Linked DNA regions of Homo sapiens: region 1 is linked to region 2. Evidence: read pairs that join two places in POLR2A ChIA-PET (ENCODE). Cell type or tissue: Caco-2. All regions are shown on one strand. Each heading gives the region's core, and the rest is flanking DNA. Links, peaks and the distances in the headings are about the cores only.

What was found. Peaks named below come from ENCODE experiments on the same cell type or tissue, not always from the same donor. Only the 100,000 strongest peaks of a DNase experiment are listed, where the experiment ranks them.
Region 1: POLR2A ChIA-PET joins it to region 2 with 10 read pairs; 8 of 35 experiments call an interaction of 5 or more read pairs at or near these places.

What each region holds. Positions count from the first base shown.
Region 1 is chr5:56,016,650-56,033,223 of GRCh38, reverse strand. No RefSeq gene overlaps it. Among named protein-coding and RNA genes, the nearest start is that of IL6ST-DT, 30 kb to the right of the region's middle. In Caco-2, for the core only: a CTCF peak has its summit at 7,570; a DNase peak (open chromatin) is centred at 7,643.
Region 2 is chr5:55,972,506-55,975,005 of GRCh38, reverse strand. All of the region lies in intron 3 of IL6ST (interleukin 6 cytokine family signal transducer), which reads left to right. Among named protein-coding and RNA genes, the nearest start is that of IL6ST, 21 kb to the left of the region's middle. In Caco-2, for the core only: no CTCF peak of the experiment used is centred there; a DNase peak (open chromatin) is centred at 1,495.

The sequences.
Region 1 (16,574 bases), core at 6,439-8,938, 52 kb before region 2:
CACTATTCTACACTGCTGTTGCTGGAATTAATGGTAATGCCTCTCGAAAAGCAATTTGACTTGAAGTATTAAGGCTCTTTCATAGTAACTCCACTTCTAAGAATCAATTCTAAGGATCTTAGAATTAGAAATAGATAATCATGTTAAGAATATTTATTGGACAGCCATGGTGCCTCATGCCTGTAATCTCAAAACTTTGGGAGGCCAAGGTGGGAGGATCACTTTAGCTCAGTAGCTCAAGATCAGCCTGGACAACATAGCGAAACCTCCTCTTTACTAAAAATTTAAAAATTAGCCAGGTGTGGTGGTGCATGCCTGTAGTCCCAGCTACTTGGGAGGCTGAAGCAGGAGGATTACTTGACCCTGGGAAGTCAAGGCTGGAGTGAGCTATGATAGTGCCACTGTGCTCCAGCTTGGCTGACAGAACAAGACCCTGTCTCAAAAACAAAACAAGGCTGTGCACAGTGGCTCATGCCTGTAATCCCAGCACTTTGGGAGGCCAAGTTTGGGCAGATCACTTGAGATCAGGAGTTCGAGACCAGCCTGGCCAACATGGTAAACCCCATCTCTACTAAAAATACAAAAATTAACTGGGTGTGGTGGCACGCACCTGTAGTCTCAGCTACTCGGGAGGCTGAGGCAGGAGAATTACTTGAACCTCAGAGGCAGAGGTTACAGTGAGCTGAGATGGCACCACTGCACTCCAGCCTGGCCACAGAGCGAGACTCCATCTCAAAAAACAAAACAAAACAGAACAAAAATGTCTTTTATAATGAGAAAAAGCCAATGAACCTTATATTGTTTTGAGAAAATTATTTGGAACATTATTTTGAGCCACTTTTACTCTTTTGGGGAGATAAATGGAATACCAGTTAGAGATACCCCCCCAAATCTTATCTACTCAAACCTAAGAGCAGTGGTAGTGGCCCTTGATCATTTCTGTCCAAGGCAGAGCTACTGTGAAGGAAAAGGGCCGCAGTTCTGTCTTGGAAATAGAAGAGAGAGGTTTGGAAACTACCTGGACTGCCCAAGCTGTAAGCAGAAAACATCTGCAAACTTGGAGCTCTACTGGGAAAAGATAAAATATATCAGCTTTCTGTCTTTTTGTTTAAGACAGAGTCTCACTCTGTCACCCAGGCTGGAGTGCAATGGTGTGATCTTGGCTCACAGCAACCTCCACCTCCCGGGTTCAAGCAGTTCTCCTGCCTCAGCCTCCCAAGTAGCTGAGATTACAGGCATCCGCCACCATGCCCGGCTAATTTTTTGTATTTTTAGTAGAGATGAGGTTTCACCGTCTTGGCCAGGCTGATCTCGAACTTCTGACCTCAGCTGATCCACCCTCCTCTGCCTCCTAAAGTGCCAGGGTTACAGGCGTGAGGCACCGTGCCTGGCCTGCTTTCTGTCTTAAAAATAATTTCATTGGATAAGCACAGGCAAAGCCTGAGTAAGATATGTTTATACTTTCTGATCATTTTTTGATACGTAATTATGGGGTACATGTGATATTTTGTTACATGCATAAAATGTGTAATGATCGGGTCAGGATATTTAAGGTATTCATCACTTTGAGTCTTTATCATTTCTATGTGTTGGGAACATTTCAAGTCCTCTCTTCTAGCTATTTTGAAATATGCAATACATAGTTGCTAACTATAGTTACACTACTCGGCTCTTGAACATTAGAACTTATCCCTTCTATCTAACTGTATGTTTTCACCATTAACCAACCTCTCTTAATCCTCACCACCCACCCACACACTCTTCCCAGCCTCTGGTACCTATCATTCTACTCTACCTCCATGAGATCAACTTTTTTAGCTCCCATATATGAGTGAGAAAATGCAATATTTATCTTTCTGTGCCGATTTATTTCACTTCACATAATGACTTCCAGTTCCACCCATGTTGCTGCAAATGACATTATTTCATTCTTTTTATGGCCGAATAGTATTCCATTGTGTGTGTATATATATATATATATGTGTGTGTGTGTGTGTATATATATATATATATATATATATATATATATATATATATATATATATATATATACTACATTTTCTTTATCCATTCATTTACTGATGGACACTTAGGTTGATGCCATATCTTTGCTATTATGAATAGTGCTTTGATAAAGAAGTACAGGTATCTTTTTAATATACTGATTTCTTTTCCTTTGAATAAATACCCAGTAGTGGCATTGCTGGATGCTATGGTAGTTCTACTTTTAGTTCTTTGAGAAATCTCTGCATTGTTTTCCATAGTGGTTGTACTAATTTACATTCTCACCAGCAGTGGAGATGAGTTTTCTTTTCTCCCCATCCTCGCCAGCATCTGTGTTTTGTTTTTGTTTTTGTCTTTTTAATAATGCCCATTCTAACTGGGGGAAGATAATATCTCAGTGTGGTTTTGATTTGCATTTTCCTGATAATCAGTGAGTGGCGTTGAGCATTTTTTCTTTTTTTCTTTTCTTTTTTTTTTTTTTTTTGAGATGGAGTCTCGCTCTGTCGCTCAGGCTAGAGTGCAGTGGCGCGATCTCGGCTCACTGCATCCGCTTCCTGGGTTCACACCATTCTCCTGCCTCAGCCTCCCGAGTAGCTGGGACTACAGGCGCCCACCACCATTCCCGGCTAATTTTTTGTATTTTTAGTAGAGACAGGGTTCACTGTGTTAGCCAGGATGGTCTTGATCTCCTGATCTCATGATCCGCCTGCCTCAGGCTCCCAAAGTGCTGGGATTACAGGCATGAGCCACTGCGCCTGGCCAGAGATGGAGTTTCACCATGTTGGCCAGGCTGGTCTCGAACACCTGACCTCATGATCCACCTGCCTTGGCCTCCCAAGGTGCTGGGATTACAGGCGTGAGCCACTGCACCCGGCCTTATGTATAATTTTTTAACCAGATGCTTTGTTTCATCAGCTCCAGGTTAGGCAAACACAAGTAGCTCTGGCCTGCAGTGAAGCAAGAATTCTTAATGCATTCTTCAAAGTTCTCCTCCTAGCAAATTCAGCAGGCCTCTGAAAGTTAATCCACAAATTGGGAAACTTTTATAACCTAACACATACAAAGGTATATGCCTGAGATTTTAGAGAGCCATGATCTCAACAAGTTTCTGTTCAACCTTTGGAAAGTCCCTGGAGTTCTGTTCTCTAACTGTATGAGGGCTAGATGACCTCTAAGATAATTTCTAGCCAAACAGCCTGTGACCATAACTGTCAGGTCCACTTAGTTCTTGGCTTAAATTTCCACATTGAGTCTGTCTGCCCAGGCCAAGTATACATGAAATTCAACATTTCTCCACTTCTCCCTGAGCACCTTTGAAGAGCTGTTCTGTCCTTGCAGCTCAAGGGGGTCCCTACACCAAGGCCTGCTCTTTAGAGGAGACTCTAGCTTTTCTCTGGTTGCCTTTCTTCCTCACAGACCAAGGAGTCTGCAGGGGTGTGTCCCCCAGGAACCAGCCCCACACTCACTGTCAGCTCAGGCTGCCATAACAAAGTACCACAGCCTGGGTGGCTGAAACAACAGAAGTGTATTTCTCACAGTTCTGGAGGCTGGGAAGTCCAAGAGCAGGGTGCCAGCATAGTCCATTTCTGGTGAGGACCCTCCTCCTGGCTTGCAGGTGACCCCTTCTCACTGTCCTCACATGCCTTTCTTCAGTGCCTGTGCATAGACTGCTCTCTGATGTCACTTCCTATAAGGACACTAAGCCTATGAGATCAGAACCTCATCCTTATAATCTCATTTAATCTTAATTACTTTTTTAGAGGCCCTATCTCCAAATACAGCCACACTGGGGGTTAGGGCTTCAACACAGGAATATTGGGGGACACAAACATTTAGTCCATAATACTCCACTTCAGAATGCATTCCTGGACTCTGGAATTATTTATTTATTTATTTATTTATTTTAGACAGAGTCTCACTCTGTCACCAGGCTGGAGTGCAGTGGCGTAATCTCAGCTCACTGCAACCTCTGCCTCCTGGTTCAGGCTATTCTCCTGCCTCAGCCTCCCGAGTAGCTGGCACTACAAGCGTGTGCCACCACACCCAGCTAACTTTTGTATTTTTAGTAGAGACAGGGTTTCACCATGTTGGCCAGGATTGTCTTGATCTCTTGACCTCATGATCTGCCCGCCTGGGCCTCCCAAAGTGCTGGGATTATAGGCGTGAGCCACTGTGCCCGGCTGACTCTGGAATTTCTTTTGCCGAAAGAGCGCACACCAACTTCCAGAGCATCTACCTGGCACTTCCCTGGAGATTTCCAGGTAGCACACTGTTACCACAGGTATGTGTATGGGACGGGGGCTGGGGAGCCCTGGATACTAGGGCTGGGTGCAGGAAGAAGCTGGGTAAGAGAAGTAGCTGGAGGCCAGAACCCAGTGTCCAGGGGCTGGCTCCCTCTGTTCCTCCCACCTCTGGTGTGGAACTCTAAAAATTCTACATTTGAACCTGAACCTAGTTTGCTATGAAGGTATATTTGTCAAGATAGGAGAACAGAAAACATTTTATTTAAGAGTTATTTAACTTGATGTACAACTTCTAAGTATTTAAAACACGATAGGTGGGCCTCATTTGTACTCTCTCCTAGTGTGCTATGGGAAAGAAAAAGAAATTTGCATCTGAGGCATGCAAGCCCCTTTAAATTATCATGCCCAGAGAGGCATTTGAAATGTGACAGGACTATCACTCTTCCCTCAAGCTAAAGAATCACCTCTTTTATTTTGAGATGGAGTCTCACTCTGTCTCCCAGGCTGGAGTGCAGTGGCATGATCTCAGCTCACTGCAAGCTCCGCCTCCCGGGTTCACGCCATTCTCCTGCCTCAGCCTCCCGAGTAGCTGGGACTACAGGCGCCCGCCACCATGCCCGGCTAATTTTTTGTACTTTTAGTAGAGACGGGGTTTCACCGTGTTAGCCAGGATGGTCTCGATCTCCTCACCTCGTGATCCGCCCACCTCGGCCTCCCAAAGTGCTGGGATTACAGGCGTGAGCCACTGCGCCCGGCCCAGGAATCACTTCTTGAAGCCACTTGCTATATGAGCTCTAGACTGACACAAAGGAGCCAAAAAATGCCATATCCTGGACACCATAACTCATAGCCTACAGTTCAGCAATGTATAGCCAATCACTATTCAGTGTTATTCCTGTAAACTAATGAGAATTCCTGATGAACAACTTTTGCATTCAATCCCTTTTCCGGAGCTGTCCTTTTTTCTTTAAAAACTGGAGCCTCTGCCAGGTGCGGTGGCTCAAGCCTGTAATCCCAGCACTTTGAGAGGCCAAGGTGGGTAGACCACCTGAGGTCAGGAGTTCGAGACCAGCCTGGCCAATGGTGAAACCCCCATCTCTACTAAAAATACAAAAATTAGCTGGGCGTGGTGTCAGGTGCCTATAATCCCAGCTACTTGGGAGGCTGAGGCAGGAGAATCACTTGAACCCGGGAGGCAGAGATAGCAGTGAGCTGAGACCGCACCATTGCACTCCAGCCTGGGCAAAAGAGTGAAACTCCGCCTTAATAAATAAATAAATAAAAATAAAAATTGGAGCCTCTCATTTATTCCCTGGAGTACTTCCCGGTGTTTCCCAGGCACCTGTCCTCAACCTTGGCCCCAAGTGATTAGGTAACTTTTACAAAGTAAGTGGCAGAATTGGGATTCGAACTAGACAATTTGGCCTTAAAATCCTCCTCTTAACCATTATAATATTACCTCCTTAAATAAGAACTAATATTTATTGACCACTTTTATACCTGACCACCTTTATACTAGATCCTGTGCAACTGCTGATACTATGACGTCAGTATTATTGTTTCTCCATTTTCCAGTTGAGGGAATTGTAGTTTAGGAAGGTTAAGAGATACATCCAAAAATACGCTCCTACCAAGCCATATTGGTAGATTCCAACACAGGTAATCTGATTCCAAAGCACAGGCTCTTAAGTGATTCCAAAGCACAGGCTCTTAACTAGACCAATTGGGCTTGCTCAACGGCCTTTCCTTGAAGGAGAGCTCACAGGTGGTAAGGAGGGCCTAGACATATCCTTGGGTCAGATGGTGACATTTGCCACAGAGGAAATTCATCTATGCTCAATGAAGAAATCAGCTGTTTTGAGTAATACAGCAATTTGAGGAAGTTAAATGGATTAAGATTACAGGTTGCGTTTCGCATTGGGAACTGTACTTGCATTTTTAGTTCCTGTGGCTTGAAATGAAATCCCAGAGTGAATCATTACTATCACATTCTGACTTGAAGCATGTCTTCAGGCCTAGTAAGAGTGATTTACTCCTAGGGAATTTATGAGCTATTTCTATCAGGTGACCTCTGAAGCAATCTAACTCCTTGGATTTGTTTCAGGCAAATTCAACATGATCCCAGTTTCTTTTTTTTTTTTAATTTTTTAATTTTTTAATTTTTTTGAGACAGAGTCTCTCTCTGTCGCCCAGGCTGGAGTACAGTGGCGCGATCTCGGCTCACTGCAAGCTCCGCCTCCCGGTTCACACCATTCTCCTGCCTCAGCCTCCCGAGTAGCTGGGACTACAGGCGCCCGCCACCATGCCTGGCTAATTTTTTGTATTTTTAGTAGAGATGGGGTTTCACGGTGTTAGTCAGGATGGTCTCGATCTCCTGACCTCGTGATCCACCCACCTCGGCCTCCCAAAGTGCTGGGATTACAGGCGTGAGCCACCATGCCCGGCCCCCCAGTTTCTTATAATATAATAATTATTGCCATTAGAATGAAGTTTGACTCTGTATGAAAAGTTTGTCAACTAGGAAGCTTCTTTCATAATAAAACAGTACTCCTGCTTTAAGACATTGTTCAAATCCTCATTAATATGCTTAAAAGCTGGAAATATGATGATTCACATGATGTCCAGAAGCACGTATCATCCCACCTACAAAGATTCTTCTCTAAAGATTCTATGAGCTGACCGGGCGCGGTGGCTCACGCCTTGTAATCCCAACACTTTGGGAGGCCAAGGCAGGCGGATCAGGAGGTCAGGAGATTGAGACCATGCTGGCTAACACGGTGAAACCCCGTCTCTACTAAAAATACAAAAAAAAAAAATTAGCCAGGCGTGGTGGCAGGCGCCTGTAGTCCCAGCTACTCAGGAGGCTGAGGCGGGAGAATGGCGTGAGCCTGGGAGGCGGAGCTTGCAGTGGGACGAGATCGTGCCACTGCACTCCAGCCTGGGCAACAGAGACAGACGCCGTCTCAAAAAAAAAAAAAAAATTCTATGAGCCAGGTACAGTGGCTCATATCTGTAATCTTAACACATTGGGAGGTCAAAACCAGCAGATCACTTGAGCCCAGGAGTTCAAGACCAGCCTGAGCAATATATGGTGAAGCCCCATCTCTACCAAAACAAAAAAACAAAAATTATCTGGTCGTAGTGGCACATACTTGTCATCCCAGCTACTCAAGAGGCTCACTTGAGCCCAGGAGGCAGAGGCTGCAGTAAGCCGAGATTGCACCACTGCATTCCAGTCTGGGTGACAGAGCCAGACCCTCTCTCAAAAAAAAAAAAAAAAAAAAAAAAAAGATTCTATCAGCGCCAAAGGGGTCACTGAAGGACCAAATGGATCAGTGGATCAGAAAACCTCACTCTTCTGCCCCTACTGTGGTGACCGAGAGTCACCAGACATCATGCCATGATGTCATCAGAGTTATTTACTATCCTAGTGGTGGACCTGCTGGATTACCAGGGAGACATCTTGGCTCAAGGTTGCTTTTAGTGTTTCCCAGCCCTTCTGTCTAATGCAAGGCTTTGTTTGCTAATCTTCACTGTCTTTGAAAACTTTATTTGATTATGGGGAAGAGTTTGCCTGGAGTAGGTTAAAATATAAACTCATAGTCAACACAAAAAGAGCTTTAGCTCAAGGAGAGAAGATGGCTGACCACATGGTGTGATTTTTCTGGGAAGGATCCTGTACCTCAAAAAGAAAATCATGAACAACCTCTGCCCCTATTCCCAGATTCCTTTCTAGTTAATGTCTAACATTCCTATCATAGCACTTTAATTTCTTTAGCTAAACAAAGCTCCCTACACCTGCTTATAGATATAATGTTCTTTTTATCAGAAAAGAAGGTATCTAACTCAATTATATTCAGATTATCATTTCAGAATACTACAGGTTAGATTAGGACAGTGGTTCTGAAATTCAACATGCATCAGAATCACCTGAGGGCTCCTGAAACCCTAGATTGCTGGGTCACACCCTGAGAGTTTCTGAATTAGTAGGTCTGGAGTTAGGCCCAAGAATTTGCATTTCTAGTAAGTTCCCAGGTGATGCCGATGCTGCTGTTCTGCAGACCACCCTTTGAGAAACACTGGATTAATGGTTCTCGAGTTTTTTTCTCCACACTCCAACACACCTGGGGGCAGCACACCAGGATTAGGACACACTCCTGTCAGTAATTCAGGATTGCCGGGGCAGTGATCCTGGCTGCACCTTAAAAGTACCTGGAGCTTTAATACAATATCAGCAGGATTATATCCCAGAACAATGAACTCAGAATGCCTCTTAGAGGTAGGCTGTATACCTGGGCATTTTGTGAATGTTCTCCAGGTGATTTTAATATGTAGCCAAGACTGAGAACTTTTGCTAGAATGAGATCCTGGGAGACGGGGGAGATCCATATTTTGACAACCTCCCTTCAGTTATTTTTATTTTGTTTTTATTTTTTAAGTTTTTCTGAGACGGAGTCTTGTCTCACTCTGTCACACAGGCCAGAGTGCAGTGGCATGATCTCAGCTCACTCAAACCTCTGCCTCTGGGTTCAAGCGATTCCCCTGCCTCAGCCTCCCAAGTAGCTGGAATTACAGGCATGCGCCACCTCGCCTGGCTAATTTTTGCATTTTTAGTAGAGATAGGGTTTCACTAGGTTGGCGAGACTGGTCTCGAACTCCTGACCTCAAGTGACTTGCCTACCTTGGCCTCCCAAAGTGCTGGGATTATAGGCATGAGCCACCATGCCTGGCTCCCTTCAGGTATTTTTAATACATCTCCTTCAAATTGCTTGAACCCGGGAGGTAGATGTTGCAGTGAGCCAAGATCACACCACTGCACACCAGCGTGGGCGACAGAGCGAGACTTTGACTCAAAAAAAAAAATATCCTTCATAGGATAATACTTCTTCTGCTCATTTTGTAACCAAGTTGAAAATTGCTAGCTAAAAATGTCCAAAAGTTAAGGCTAGACATGTCATTCCCAAAAGCTAAATGGTCAAGGTCACATTTCTAGAATCTCTTTATGATGATCCTTTCTCTTTTTTCTGTAATTGGGAAGGAGAAGAATAATTAGTAAGCTGCGAGCTGCAGGAAGAAGAAAGAGCTGAAATGAACATGGTAGTTTCTCTTTTGGCCTTTTCCTCTGCCCCCTTTCTTACCCCTCCACCTTCCTTCTGTACTTGCCAACACCTAGACCAGAGGGAGGCCTGAACCCCATTCGCTGAGACAGAAGACCTGAAGCACCAAATAATTTTTGCAATCTGAGGCCTTTTGGCATCAAAGATGTAGAATCCAGAAAGAGGTGGGTGCTGTGGAAGGGGAGCTCTGGGTGGGCACATTAAAGGACCCCCGTCTCCCAGAGAGATCAGGAACCAAAGGTATGTGTCCTCTTATACCAACTGGCTCAAGATCAGATATTGCTAAACAACGACCCCTGAAACCTAAGGTCCTCGTTGCGATATCGACACTACACTCCCTAAGTGACTAAGGATAAGGCATCTAACTTCCTGGAATCTCAAGTCTGCCTACATATGCAATAAGGAAAATATGCTACCCTATCTACCAGAGAAGTATTGTGAGATCAACTAACCTGTTCTTAGATAATTCTAAAGCAAATTAGCAAACAAATACGCTATATTCTCTGGGTTAAAAATATTGCCGTTTTTAACTCTGTAATACTTCACAGCACCTAATTCCACCTTTATAAACACTCAGGAATTCTAGACTTAATAATTCTATAGCTATAACTTTAATACATGCACATATAATTCAGCCTTCTGCATAACAAGCAATCCATAAATATTTATTGACTAAATGATAAATGATTAATCAATTGATTGAATTAAGGCATTTTCAAAATCAGATACACCGCTAATAAAATCACAAGCTGTTATTCTAAATAAATAACTCAGTGACAATTTCCCAAGCTGAATTAATTACTATGATCTACAACAACCCTGCATTAGAGATATTAAATATGTGAAATAAGTAATAAATTTCTAAATTAATCAATTTACTCATGGCTAGGTTTGAGGCAATAAGTAGAAGCCAAAAAATGTGCCTATCATGTTAATGAGATCCAGTGCTCCTTGCTGTGCTGTGACCAGAAAAATGTCCCCAGACTCCCTGCCTACCCTGCCTGCTCTGCTTTCTCTTGTTTTCCATGGCAGTCAGCATCTTCCAAAGTAGTACACTGTATATAATTGCCTCTTTTTTTTTTGAGACGGAGTCTTGCTCTGTCGCCAGGCTGGAGTGCAGTGGCGCAATCTTGGCTCACTGCAACCTCCACCTCCCAGGTTCAAACAATTCTCCTGCCTCAGCCTCCCAAGTAGCTGGCACTACAGGCGCACGCCACCACGCCGAGCTAATTTTTGTATTTTTAGTGGAGATGAGGTTTCACCACGTTGCCCAGGATGGTCTCGCTCTCTTAACCTCATGATCCGCCCACCTCAGCCTCCCCAAGTGCTGGGATTACAGGCGTGAGCCACCACGCCCAGCCTATAATTGCCTTCTGTTTTATGTTTACTACTTGTTTTCTGTCTCTTCCCTCCAGTATATAAGTACCGTGAGGACAGGCATTTTTGTCTATTTTGTTCATTGATATATCCCAGCTTTTAAATATATGGCACATAGTGGGTATTCAATAAATATTTGTTGATTTAACACATGAATAGATTAATGAATAACTTTACACCCCCAAATCTATCATCTCACTACTATCCAGTGTTCAGATGCCCCACACCCAACTTGAGGGTCTAGATAAGACCTTAGAGATGATCTAGTTCAGTAGTTTCCAAAAGGTCCTTTAGTAAGTGACAGTTTTCACCAGGCCTTAAAGGAAATGTGCATGTATATTTGCCAATTGTCATCCTGAAATTCTGTTGTTCTTCCTTTTTTTGGTGTTAAATGTTTTTATTTGGTAAAATACTCGTGAGAGTAGATGGTAACTGGTGGCATGTGTTTGTGTGTATGTGTTTTCCTGTATGTTAGGAGAGGTATGCTACAACTCCTTACAGGTAAAGAGATAAGGAGACTCAGGCTTAGAAAGAGTAGGTGACTTCCCAAGAGCCACTTAGCTCATCACTTATAAAGCTGGGATTTAAATTCATCTCTTCTAACACTCAGTCTAACGTTTTTTATACAGCGTCAATTTTTGAGTACGAAGTTATGTGTACTAGGGCAGGTTTCAAATACAGAATTCATTTTACCATTAAACCAACTAGCTCTTGGAGTTAACATCTTATCTCCCTTTTTTTTTTTTTTTTTTTGGTTTTTGTTGTTGCTTCTTTCTTTTTTTGGAGTTCACACCTGCATGGTGAAATATTGGTTCCTCTAAACATTCGCACTTTTTCGTATGTTTCACACTTGGTAATCCAAAAGCCTACTGGATTACAAGGCCCAGAAAAAAAGCTCATCTTAAAAATATGCATATTTTATGTGACAACAAGTTTAACCTGCATATAATGTGTTTTCTGAAAAAGCAAAACCAACACTATATTATGTGTGGCCCACAAGAAGATATGGAATTCAGCTCATAGAAAGTAATGTTTTAATATATTCTGCATTAATCAGAATTCACTTAAAATATTATGTTCAGTTCTAGACATCATCATTTTGATGAGGTAGACACAAACTGATGTGATCTCAAAGTGGGCAGCAAATTGGAACAACAATCTGGAAATTGTATCAAATAAAGAAAAATGGAACTCACCATGAAGTTTAATTTTTTTTTTTTTTTGAGATAGAGTTTCACTCATGTCGCCCAGGCTGGAGTGCAATGGCGTGGTCTCGGCTCACTGCATCCTCTGCCTCCTGGGTTCAAGTGATTCTCCTGCCTCAGCCTCCCGAGTAGCTGGGATTACAGGTGCCCACGACCATGCCAGGCTAATTTTTGTATTTTTAGTAGCGACAGGGTTTCACCATGTTGGCCAGGCTGGTCTTGAACTCCTAACCTCAGGTGATCCACCACAGGCATGAGCCACTGTGCCTGGCCTGTGAAGTTTAATTTTAAAGAATAGATGTGTTAGGATTGGCTTGATAGCTGAGAAATGTGGTATAGAAAAGGCAGTACAGGCTGGGTACAGTGGCTCATGCCTATAATCCCAGCACTTTGGGAGGCCAAGGCAGGCAGATCACGAGGTCAGGAGATGGAGACCATCCTGGCTAACACAGTGAAACCCTGTCTGTACTAAAAATACAAAAAAATTAGCCAGGCCTGGTGGCGGGTGCCTGTAGTCTCAGCTACTCCAGAGGCTGAGGCAGGAGAAGGGCATGAACCTGGGAGGCAGAGCTTGCAGTGAGCCAAGATCGTGCCACCACACTCCAGCCTGGGTGACACAGCGAGACTCCATCTCAAGAACAAATAAATAAAAAAATAAGAAAAGGCATTACATATAGCCTATCTCAGTCTACTCATATTGCCATAACAAAATACCACAGTGGTGGCTTAAACAGCAGAGGTTTATTTCTCACAGTTCTAGAGGCTGGGAAGTCCAACATCAAGGTTCCGGCCAATTTGGTTTATAACGAGGGCTCTCTTCTTGGTTTGCAGATAGCCACAGTTTCTCACTGTGTCCTCCCATGGCCTTTCCGTCGAGAGATCCCATTCTTTTTTTTTTTTTTTTGAGACAGAGTCTCGCTCTGTCACCCAGGCTGGAGTGCAGTGGCAATCTCGGCTCACTGCAACCTCCAGTTCCCAGGTTCAAGCAATCCTCCTGCCTCAGCCTCCTGATTAGCTGGGATTACAGGTGTGTGCCACCACGACTGGCTAATTTTTGTATTTTTAGTAGAGACGGAGTTTCACCATGTTGGTCGGGCTGGTCTCGAACTCCTGACCTCATGATCCACCCACCTCGGCCTCCCAAAGTGCTGGGATTACAAGCGTGAGCCACTGTGCCTGGCCAAGATCCCATTCTTATGAACTCATGTAACCTTAATTACCTCCTAAAAGGCCCATCTCCAAATACAGTCACGTTGGGAGTTAGGGCTTCAACAAATCAATTTGAGGAGGGTACAGTACAGTCTATAGCATAGTCTATAGTCCTCTAACACAAACTGTACTGGGAGACACTGTGTAACTCACTGTAAGAAAACTAGCTAAAGCGGTTCAACAATAAAACCAATGCCACCCCTCCCCGTCAGGCTGCAGCTTCTCTATTACTGGAATTAATAATTCAGTTTAAAGAACCCTCTCTCTCAGGGATGTTGAGGAGGTTCCTACAATGAATGTAAGTTTAGAACAGAAGACCGCTAGATCTCTCTAACTCAAAAATTTATCTCTACCATATAAACAAAACAATTCTACCATATTTGAACTTTTTAAATGTTGCTATTCTATTAGACTTACCCCAAATTGTCCTTATCCTGAAGGATTGGAACCATATGTGGTTATTTTGGCATAAGAAGAAAATCTAATAAAAGGTTTAAAACAACAACATTAAAAAATTCTTGGATTAACTAAAATTTCACAATTCATGCTGTTGCAAAGAGCAGTGAGACGTTTATGATTCTCATCTGGATTGTGCTTGGGTTTGTGATTTTTTGTGGGGTTGGGAGGAAGTGGTTTAAGCAAATTCTTAAGTGGCATCCCAAACTGCTTGCAATCAATTTCTGAAGAAAGACCTTAAAGAGATTACATCTAATTCCATGACAAGATTGGAGGTATCTAATATGTAAGATAATTTCAAACTTAGTCTTTGGCAACCTTTAGGTAGAAAAAAACAAGAAAAAGAAACTAGATTAAGAAAGAAAAACAAAAATATGTATTCACTATTTGCTCTCAGAAATTACATGGCCTCTACTAAGATTGCCAGATATAGTTAGTTTTCAATAAAAAACTCTTAGTTCTGGATGAACCAGAAATACTTGGCAACAAACACTATTTCTGAACTCTGTTTAACTGTGACCTGCATTATAACCAAAGTGTGTTTTTGGTTTTTTTTTGCAGCCAAGGTCTCACTCTGTCACCCAGGCTGGAGTGCAGTAGCACAATCAAAGCTCACTGCAGCCTGAAACTCCTGGGCTTAAGTGATCTTCCTGCCTCAGCCTCCCAGATAGCTGGGAATACAGGCGCCTGCTATTTTTTTTTTTTTTTTTTTTTTTTTGGTAGAGACAGGGTCTTGCTATGTTGCTCAGGCTGGCCTTGAACTCCTGGCCTCAAGCAATCCTCTCACCCTGGCTTCCCAAAGTACTGAGATTGCAGGTGTGAGCCACTATGCTCAGCCATGACCAATGTTTTAAAACTATGATAGTTTAGCTTAATACACGTTTCACATTTTTGTAAAACTATAAGTCAATGAACTTAAGACATAAAATGAATTAGTTGCAATCAATGCCTTATTTTTTTATAAATCAAATCATGCTATTAAGAATGTTAAGCAAAAAGGATAGCAAAAGCTATATTTATAAGAATAGTTTCCATATAAATTAAAAGCAATGCCCTTAAAACACATCAGTCAGGATACTTAATGTGAAATATGATTGATACTGATGGCTTTTTTCTCTGTCTCTTATAGATCCTTGGACAAGGAAAAAAGAAGAGATCTCCCAATTGGAATCACACATTTTATTGACCAATACTGGTTCACTCTCCTGTGTTCACTTGTAGTGAAAGAACCTTGACTTGAACTCAAAGCCCTGTGTGGTAAGGTGATCACATAATTTATATATGAAATAACCGGCCGGGCGCGGTGGCTCACACCTGTAATCCCAACACTTTGGGAGGCCAAGGCGGGCGGATCACGAGGTCAAGAGATCGAGACCATCCTGGCCAACATGATGAAACCCCGTCTCTACTAAAAATACAAAAATTAGCTGGGCTTGGTGGCACATGCCTGTAGTCCCAGCTACTCGGAAGGCAGAGGCAGGAGAATCGCTTGAACCCAGGAGGCAGAGGTTGCAGTGAGCCAAGATCGTGCCAATGCACTCCAGCCTGGCAACAGTGAGCCTCCATCTCAAAAAGAAAAGAAAAGAAAAGAACCAGAACACTTTTGACAGTAAAGGGGGACATAATTACACCAGCTCAGCCAGGCAAACCAGGACATTTATAGGAGACCATGGATTGATACCCCAACATCTATTCCACCTCAATTAATTATCCTGCAATAGTGGTCTTGAAAGTTGCGGTCCGGGAGCAATGGCTCACGCCTGTAATCACAGCACTTTGGGAGGCCAAGGCAGGCGGATCACAGGGTCAGGAGTTCAAGACCAGCCTGGCCAACATGGTGAAACCCAATCTCTACTGAAAATAAAAAAAAATTAGCTAGGCATGGTGGCACACACCTATAATCCCAGCTACTCAGGAGTCTGAGGCAGGAGAATCGTTTGAACCCCGGAGGCGGAGGTTGCAGTGAGCCGAGATCACGCCACTGCACTCCAGCCTGGGTGACAGAGCAAGACTCCATCTCAAAAAAAAGGAAAAAAAAAAGGGGGCCGGGCATGGTGGCTAACACCTGTAATTCCAGCACTTTGGAAGGCCGAAGCGGGCGGATCACAAGGTCAAGAGATTGAGACCATCTTGGCTAACATGGTGAAACCCCGTCTCTACTAAAAATATAAAAAGGCCGGGCGTAGTGGCTCACGCCTGTAATCCCAGCACTTTGGGAGGCCGAGGAGGGCGGATCACGAGGTCAGGAGATCCAGACCACGGTGAAACCCTGTCTCTACTAAAAATACAAAAAAGTTAGCCAGGCACGGTGGCGGGCGCCTGTAGTCCCAGCTGCTCGGGAGGCTGAGGCAGGAGAATGGCGTGAACCTGGGAGGCGGAGCTTGCAGTGAGCCGAGATCGTGCCACTGCACTCCAGCCTGGGCGACAGAGCGAGATTCAGTCTCAAAAAAAAAATAAAAAAATAAAAATAAAAATAAAAATAAAAATATAAGAATATAAAAAATTAGCCAGGCATGGTGGTGGGCACCTGTAGTCCCAGCTACTCGGGAGGCTGAGGCAGGAGAATAGCATGAACCTGGGAGGCAGAGGTTGCAGTGAGCCGAGATCATGCCACTGCACTCCAGCCTGGGTGACACAGCAAGACTCCGTCTCAAAAAAAAAAAAAAAAAAAAAAAAAAAGTAAACTTGTGGCCCCAGACCTGCAGCACCAGCATCACATGGTAATGCATCATAAATGCGAATTCCAACCCCAGGCCCACTGAGTCAGAAACTCTGGAGTAGGGCAGGCAGCAATATGTTTTTACAAGCCCTCCAATGGAGGCTAAAGTTTTAGTCCACCAGTCTAAGCCAATTAAAATATTTCATTTCTTTTATCAATGATTGGTTTAGGAATAAGCAGGTCCCAAGCCAGCCTGAGCCAATGACATACAGAGAGGGGCTAGTTTGCGATTTCTGGGAAAGAT
Region 2 (2,500 bases), core at 1-2,500:
CTCGTAAAAATATTTATGTGTACGTGTGTGTGTGTGTGTGTGTGTGTGTATGTGTGTGTGTGTGTGTGTATGAATAATACTATCCCAGCTGTCCCCCTTACTAGCTGTAGGACCTTGGTCAGTCATTTTCTGTACCTCAATTTCCTGATCTATGAAATGGTGATAATAAAGGCCACTACCTCCTAGGGTTATTAGTGAGGATTAAAGAAGTTAATATAGAGGCCAGGCATGGTGGCTCATGCCAGTAATCCAAGCACTTTGGGAGGCCGAGATGGGTGGATCATTTGAGGTTAGGAGTTCAAGACTAGCCTGGCCAACATGGTAAAACCCCGTATCTACTAAAAATACAAAAATTAGCCAGGCGGTAGTGCCGCACGCCTGTAATCCCCACTACTCAGGAGGCTGAGGCAGGAGAATCGCTTGAGCCTGGGAGGCGGAGGTTGCAGTGAGCCAAGATTGCACCACTGCACTCCAGTCTGGGTGACAGAGTGAAACCCTGTTTCCAAAAAAAAAAATCTGAGCTTGGTAGCACATGCCTGAAAGTCTCAGCTACTTGGGAGGCTGAGGTGGGAGAGTCACTTGAACCCGGGAGGCAAAGGTTGCGGTGTGTGGAGATTGTGCCACTGCACTCCAGCCTAGGGTGGCAGACTGAGACCCTATCTCAAAAAACAACCAAAAATAAGTTAATATAGAGGAAATATTTGGACAGTGTTTGGCCTACAGTAAGCATTATAAAAATGATAGTTACTGCATATTTATTATAAAGGTTATTGTTGTCTTTGAATAAAAGTTTCTTTATGAAAAAAATAAACGTAATATACCAAAACCAATCTGACTACAGTGGCACTCATACTTACTTTGATCTGAACATCATTTTTATAAAGTTACGTAACTATGTGGTAGCTGAGATATACCCTTGTTTCATGTTGAGCTAGTGATCAGTGAAAATTCTCAGGTGGTTTTTACATGAGTTACTCTTAAACTAGTTCTCCCTCACCCAATGTATATTTCTTATTACCTAAATAGGATATATTTCCTCTGTTGCTAATTTCATTTTATCAGTTTTAGCCTGGTGTTCTACTCTTTCAGCATAATTTTAAATCCCAACATTTTCATCCGAAGTGTTGGCAGTTGTTTGTAGTCCTGTCCTCTGCTAATTTGATAAGCATGTGTGTCTGTCTTTTCCCAAGTTGTTGATTAAAATGTTGAAAATAACAGGACTGCATTAGCTACCTGTTGCTGCCTCACAAATACTCCAAATCTTCAAGGCTTAAAATGATAATAATACCTCTCATGATTTGTATAGGACAAGACTATAGATAGGCAGGCACAATCAGACGTATTCATCTTTGCTGTACAATGTCTGGGGCCTCAGCTGCAATATTCAGACTGGGGGCTGGAGTCATCTTCAGACTCCTTCGCTTATATGTCTGTTGTTAATGGTATCTGCAGGCTGAGGGCTTTGCTGGGGCCATTGTCCAAAACACCATACGTGGCCTCTTTTTATGGCCCTGGCTTTCTTACAATGTGTGGCTGGGTTCTAAGGGCAGATATCCCGGGAGAGAGAAAGAAAGCTAATTGGAGTCTGTATTCTTTTAATGATCTAGCCTCTGAAGTCTCATAGCACACTCCATTGGCTGGAGTGGACACAAGGCACCCATACAGATCTGATGTGGTTGGGGGAAATGCAGTCCCCACCTCTTCATGAAAAGAGTATGCGTGACATCGTAAGAAAAACGTGGGATGGGATAAATATGTAGGTGTGGCCATTCTTAAAATACAGTCTTCTCCAAGGATTGAGGGCATGCACTTCAGCATATTCTACTTAAGACTATCCTCTAATTGACTTTTTTCTTAAGTCAGTTTTTTTATATATGGGTAATCAAATATAAATTTGAGTATGAACCTATAAAAGTAGCAAAATATCAGCAATTTCATAATGTTCATTGTAATATCGGTTATAGTATATTCTTTTTTTTTTTGCTTTTTTTCTTTTTTTTTGAGATGGAATCTCGTTTCGTTGCCTAGGCTGGAGTGCAGTGGCACAATCTCAGCTCACTGCAACCTCTGCCCCCCAGGTTCAAGCAATTCTCCTGCCTCAGCCTCCTGAGTAGCTGGAATTACAGGTGCAGGTCACCACGCCCGGGTAATTTTTGTATTTTTAGTAGAGACGGGATTTCACCATGTTGGTCAGGCTGGTCTAGAACTCCTCATCTCAGGTGATCCATCCACCTCGGCCTCCCAAAGTGCTGGGATTACAGACGTGAGTCACTGCGTCCAACCCAGTTATAGTGTATTCTAATTCACATTTCTTCATCTTGCCCTATAAACATTCAAAATAACTTTATCAGATACCTTTCTTAATTAAAATACTTTCTTTTTACAATTTAATCTCAGCCTGGTAGCCCTGTAAAATGGGATTAATTTGACATGGGATGGTATTATTGAAGCTGTGTCTCACTTTGAAAAACGGAACATTTGCCCCTTTTTTTTCGAGACT